Linked DNA regions of Homo sapiens: region 1 is linked to region 2. A link is an interaction called in ENCODE POLR2A ChIA-PET data of the cell type or tissue named here. Cell type or tissue: MCF 10A. All regions are shown on one strand. Links, peaks and the distances in the headings refer to the core of each region. The heading gives the core; the rest is flanking DNA. Region 1 overlaps MTHFD1L (methylenetetrahydrofolate dehydrogenase (NADP+ dependent) 1 like). Region 2 has its middle 60 kb from the start of MIR12131.

What was found. Peaks named below come from ENCODE experiments on the same cell type or tissue, not always from the same donor. Only the 100,000 strongest peaks of a DNase experiment are listed, where the experiment ranks them.
Region 1: POLR2A ChIA-PET joins it to region 2 with 6 read pairs; 5 of 35 experiments call an interaction of 5 or more read pairs at or near these places.

The regions. Positions count from the first base shown.
Region 1 is chr6:151,074,359-151,077,170 of GRCh38, forward strand. All of the region lies in intron 26 of MTHFD1L (methylenetetrahydrofolate dehydrogenase (NADP+ dependent) 1 like), which reads left to right. Among named protein-coding and RNA genes, the nearest start is that of MIR12131, 27 kb to the right of the region's middle. In MCF 10A, for the core only: no CTCF peak of the experiment used is centred there; a DNase peak (open chromatin) is centred at 1,363.
Region 2 is chr6:151,161,557-151,164,368 of GRCh38, forward strand. No RefSeq gene overlaps it. Among named protein-coding and RNA genes, the nearest start is that of MIR12131, 60 kb to the left of the region's middle. RefSeq lists an enhancer at 2,343-2,812. In MCF 10A, for the core only: no CTCF peak of the experiment used is centred there; no DNase peak of the experiment used is centred there.

The sequences.
Region 1 (2,812 bases), core at 251-2,750, 87 kb before region 2:
AGCTATTACTGTATACAGTAATTACTGCATAAAGCAAAAATAATAAAAATGTAGTATAGCGTTAAAAACATTTAGAAGCTAAATATATGGCAACAATAACACAAAGTCTAAGAGGAGAGAAATAGAAGCATGCTTTTGTAAAATTCTTAGGCTATATGTGAAGTAGTATAACTATATGTGGTGTGGTAGTATAATTATATGTGAAGGTAGACTGTGCAAAGTGAAATGTGTATGTAGTCATGTGCTGTATAATAACGTTTTGGTCAAAAACAAACCGTGTATACAACAGCAGTTCCATCAGATTATAATACTGTATTTTTTACTGTACCCTTTCTATTGTATGTTTGCATGTATAAATACTTACCATTCTGTTACAGCCACCTACTGTATTCAGAACAATAACATGCTATGCAGGCTTGTAGCCCTGGTGCAGTAGGCTGTACCATACAGCCAAGGTGTGTAGGAGGCTATACCATCTAGGTTTGCAAGTACACTGTATGATGTTCACACAGTGACAAAATCACCCAGTGATGTGTTTCTCAGAATGTACCCGTCTTTAAGCAACACAGGACTGTGCTGTAAATGCAAGGTAACCATTTCAGTAATTCAACAACGTTATAGTTAAAGAGTTGTAACCTTGTTATAGTTAACAAAGTTAATATATAGTTATCTACAAAGTAGATAAAATGAAATCATTAAAAATAATCCAGAGGAAGCAGAAAAGGGAAAAAGGAACAAAGAACAGATAGGACAATAAGAAAAAGAATAGCAAAATAGTAGATTTAAACTCAACTATATCGATAATCACACTAGATATAAATGTCCTAAATACACTAATTAAAATGCAAAGAATGTCAGATTGGCTAAAAATGCAAGAGCCGACTATTACTGTCAACAAGAAACCCTTTTTAAATCTAAAGACATAAGTAGGTTAAAGGTAAAAGGATGGAAAAGCGCTAATACTAATCAAAAGAAAATTGAATTGGTATATCAATATCAAAGTAGAACTAGAGCAAAGAGTAGTACCAAGGATATAAAAGAGGCTTGTTTCATTATGACAAAGGGGCCGTTTCACGAACAGGACATAGCAGTTCTAAGTGTTTAAGCATATAATAACAGAGCATCAACATAAATGAAGAAAAAAAAAGATAAAATTATAGGGAAAAATAGAAAATCCACAAATATAGTCAGAATTTTTTAAACCCCTCTCAGAACAAGTAGAGTAAAAATCAATAAGGATTTAGAAGACTTAAACAATGCTACAATTCAGCTTGACTCCACCCAACAACAGCAGATTACGCATTCTTTTCAAACGTACACAGAACATTTGCCAAAATAGACCATATTCTGAGTCACAAAATGTCTTAATAAATTTGTAAGGGCTCAAATCATACAAAATATGTTCTCTAACCACAGTGGGATTAAATTAGAAATCAACACTGAAAGACATCTGGAAACACTCCAAATATTTGGAAATAAGCTACAGAGTGGGAGAAAATATTTGCAAGTTATCTATTTGATATAAGGATTTGTATATGGAATACTAAAACTCAAAACTCAATGAGAAAATAACGCTTTTAAAAGATGACTGAAAGATTTGAACACATATTTCACCCAAGAAAATACATGAAAATATGCTTACCATCACAGGCATTAGGGAAATGGAAATTTAAACCACAGTGAATACCGCTGCATAGCTATTAGAATGTCTACAATTAAAAAGATTGACCAGCTAAGCACAGTAGCTCATGCCTGTAATCCCAACACTTTGACAGGCAGAGGCAGGAGGATGGCTTGAGCCCAGCCTGGACAACATAGGGAGGAGACTCTGTGTCTACAATAAAAGAAAAAGAAAATTAGCCAGTTGTGGTGGCCTAGCTGCTCACTTGGGAGGATGAGGTGGGAGGATTGCTTGAGCCCAGGTTGAGGCTGTAGTAAGCTGTGATTGCACCACTGCACTCCAGCCTGCAAGACAGAGCAAGACCCTGTCCCAAAGAAAAAAAAGATTGGGCTGGGCACGGTGGCTCACAGCTGTAATTGCATCACTTTGGGAGGCTGAGGCAGGTGGATCACTTGAGGTCAGGAGTTCAAGACCAGCCTGGGCAACATGGGGAAACCCCAACTCTACTAAAAATACAAAAAATTAATTGGGCATGGTGGCACACGCCTGTAATCCCAGCTACTCGGGAGGCTGAGGCCCGAGAATTGCTTGAACCCAGGAAACAGAGGTTGCAGTGAGCCAAGATTGTACCACTGCACTCCAGCCTGGGTGACAGAGTGATACTCTGTCTAAAAAAAAAAAAAAAAAAGACTGACCATACCAAATGTTGGCAAGGATGTGGAACAACTGGAACCCTCATACACTGCTGGTAGGAATATATAACAGTACCACCCCCTTGGAAATCAATTTGGGGTCGTTTCTTAAAAAGTTAAAGTGCACCTGCCATATAGTCAAGACATTCTCTTTCTAAATATTTACCCAAGAGAAATGCAGTATATGTCCATGTAAAGATCCGTGCATGAATGTTCGTAGCAGCTTTTTTGTAATAATATACAGTAAGCTTTACACTTTGACATGTGCAGTTTATTGTATGTAATTTGCCTCAATAAAAGTTTTAAATAATACAATTTTATCCAAAATAAAGTTGTGAAAAGTAGAAAAATGAGGAAAAAGTTTCAAAGGTTAGAGGGGTCAGTCCAGGAGACCTAACATCTAACTAATGGGAATTCCAATAAGACAGAAGAAACCAGAAGGGAAGAAATTATCAGAGAAATAATCCTCAGCCTTCCACCCAAAATTTTCTCTCCTAGA
Region 2 (2,812 bases), core at 249-2,748:
GCTTTTCGCTCAGAATGCTCACTTGAAATGTAAGGATCTCTTGTTCCCTGTAACTTTAGATGAGGTTTCAAAACACAGAATCCATGCTGGAACCGCCAGGCCAGCAGCGGGAGGTGGGCTGTCTTCAGAGCAGATGGAACAAAGGATTGGGTTCCCAAGTTCTTATGGTAAGACAAAAGGGCAAGATGTCAACCCAGGACCACCCAAGGAAAATTAAATACAGATCGACTTTTGATGGTTTATGTTAACAGAGGGGAGATGGGGTTTTGATCTTGAGAAAAACAAACATCACAAACTCTACCGTAATCACTGTTTCTCACACCCTACAATAGAGTAGCAAGAACTGCTAGGTAGCCACAAACACACAAGTGGGGTGGGAGCTTCTGTTTCTTCTGCTGTTTAGTGTGCCTTCCATGGGCTAGCGAGCGCGGGGCAACATCAAGAAAAGGCACCCCAGGTTTCCCAGCCAGCCACTGATATAAGAGAAAAAAATGGGTCCTCCAGCAGTCAACTCCCCTTTCTCAACTCCAGATCTGGGATCAGAGGCCCTCCTGGCTCAGTCCTGGATCAGGGGCAGCCCACCCACCGACACCTCTCTCTCAGCCACAGCAGCGTCCATCACATCGGAGCTCCTACGCAGCCTGGGATTACAGGTGGAATGAACATCGCTAACTCTATTCTCAACCCAAATCTTTTTCTAGCTTTTTAAAAAAATGCATTATGAGGCTGGCACAGTGGCCCACGCCTGTGATCCCAGCACTTTGGGAGGCCGAGGCGGATGGATCACCTGAGGTCAGGACCAGCCTGGCTAATATGGTGAAACCCCATCTCTACTAAAAATACAACAAAATTAGCTGGGCTCAGGGGTGGGCGCCTGTAATCTCAGCTACTCAGGGGGCTGAGACAGGAGAATCACTTGAACCTGGGAGACGGAGGTTGCAGTGAGCCGAGATCAAGCCATTACACTCCAGCCTGGGTGACAGAGCAAGACTCTGTCTCAAAAAAAAAGAAATGCGCTAATGAAAAATTTCAAGCATCCTCAGAAGCAGAGGACATTCTACAATGAACCCGAGATTCAGCAGTTACCAAGATTTGCCACACTTCTTCATCTATCCCAATTTTCCCCTTTCTTTACAGCAAATTCCAGATATCATGTCATTTTAGCCCCTCATCCTTCGGGACGCATCTCTAAAAATATAGACATTTTCTTAATTTCAATGTCATTGTCACTCCTAAAAAATTAACAGTAATTCCTTGATATTATCTAGATCACAGTCCATATCAGATTTCCTGTATTTCATAAAATTGTCTCGATTAGTTGGTTAAGTTTCCTTAGTAGCCAAGAAAGATCTGCACATTTCATGTAGTTGTGATGCCTCCAGGTTCATCTTTCCTGCCCCACTCCTTGAATCAGCCATTTCTCTAAGAGTCCTTGGTTCCTTTTATTGGAAAATGGTGTTAGAAACTGAGCCACTGTGTCTGGCTCTTTCATTTTTATAATCCCAGCACTTTGGGAGGCTGAGGCAGACGGATCACCTGAGGTCAGGGGTTCGAGACCAGCCTGGCCAAAATGGCAAAACCTCGTCTCTAGTAAAAACACAAAAAATTAGACAGACATGGTGGTAGGCGCCTGTACTTGGAAGCCTGAGATGGGAGAATTGCTTGAACCTGGGAGGCAGAGGTTGCATTGAGCCGAGATCGTGCCATTGCTCTCCAACCTGGGCAACAGAGAGAGACTCTGTCTTAAGAAAAAAAGAAAAGAAAAGAAAAGAAAGAAACTAAGATCTAGTCCTGTTGCTATTGCTCAGTTATTGGGGTGCTTGTTGCTATTGGGGTGTTATTGCCTCTAAGCCTTTCAGCTGAGAGAGCAAGGAAATATATGTCCATGTACTATATTTGCCTATGTATATCCATATATCTAAAAATAGTTCTGTATGTACATCTATATCAGTATTAAGCTAAACATGAGTTATACTGATGTCTCCAATGCTAATCCAGTGCCATCTGGATCATTCTAACACCCTCCCTTGCTTACCTGTAATCTCCCACTCCAACAGTGAGAAAACTGGCTTCCAACAACCGTATTTACCCTTGACTTTTTTTTTTTTTTTTAAGATGGGGTATCGCTCTGTCTCCCAGGCTAGAGTGCAGTGGTGTGATATAGCTCACTATAGCCTCCAACTTCTGGGCTGAAGTGATCCTCCCAGCTCAGCCTCCCAAGTAGCTGAGACTACTACTACACACCATCAAGCCCAGCAAATTTTTATTTTTTGTAGAGATGAAGTGTTTCTTTGTTGCCCAGGCTGCTTGATGTCTTTCTAACCTACATCCGCCCTCCAAAAAAAATCACTACAAAATCCATTGTAAGTTATTTAAAACAAAAAAGGAATTTATTGAGTTTCTTTTTTTTTTTTTTTTTGCAGTGGAGTCTCACTTCGTTGCCTAGGCTGGAGTGCAGTGGCGTGATCTTGGCTCACTGCAATCTCCACCTCCTGAGTTCAAGGGATTCTCCTGCCTCAGACTCCTGAATAGCTGGGAATACAGGTGCCCACCACCACACCCAGCTAATTTTTTTTTTGGAATTTTTAGCAGACATGGGTTTCACCATGTTGGTCAGGCTGGTCTCGATCTTCTGACCTCAGGTGATTCACCCACCTCGGCCTCCCAAAGTGCTGGGATTACAGGCGTGAGCCACCACCTGTATATTTTAAAATATACTACCAAGATTTCCGTGGGAGTCCAAGAATCAGGTGTGGGGCTTTGCAGCTAGCACCACTCCGGACCAATTATGCACAAATGTGGCAGGCCATGT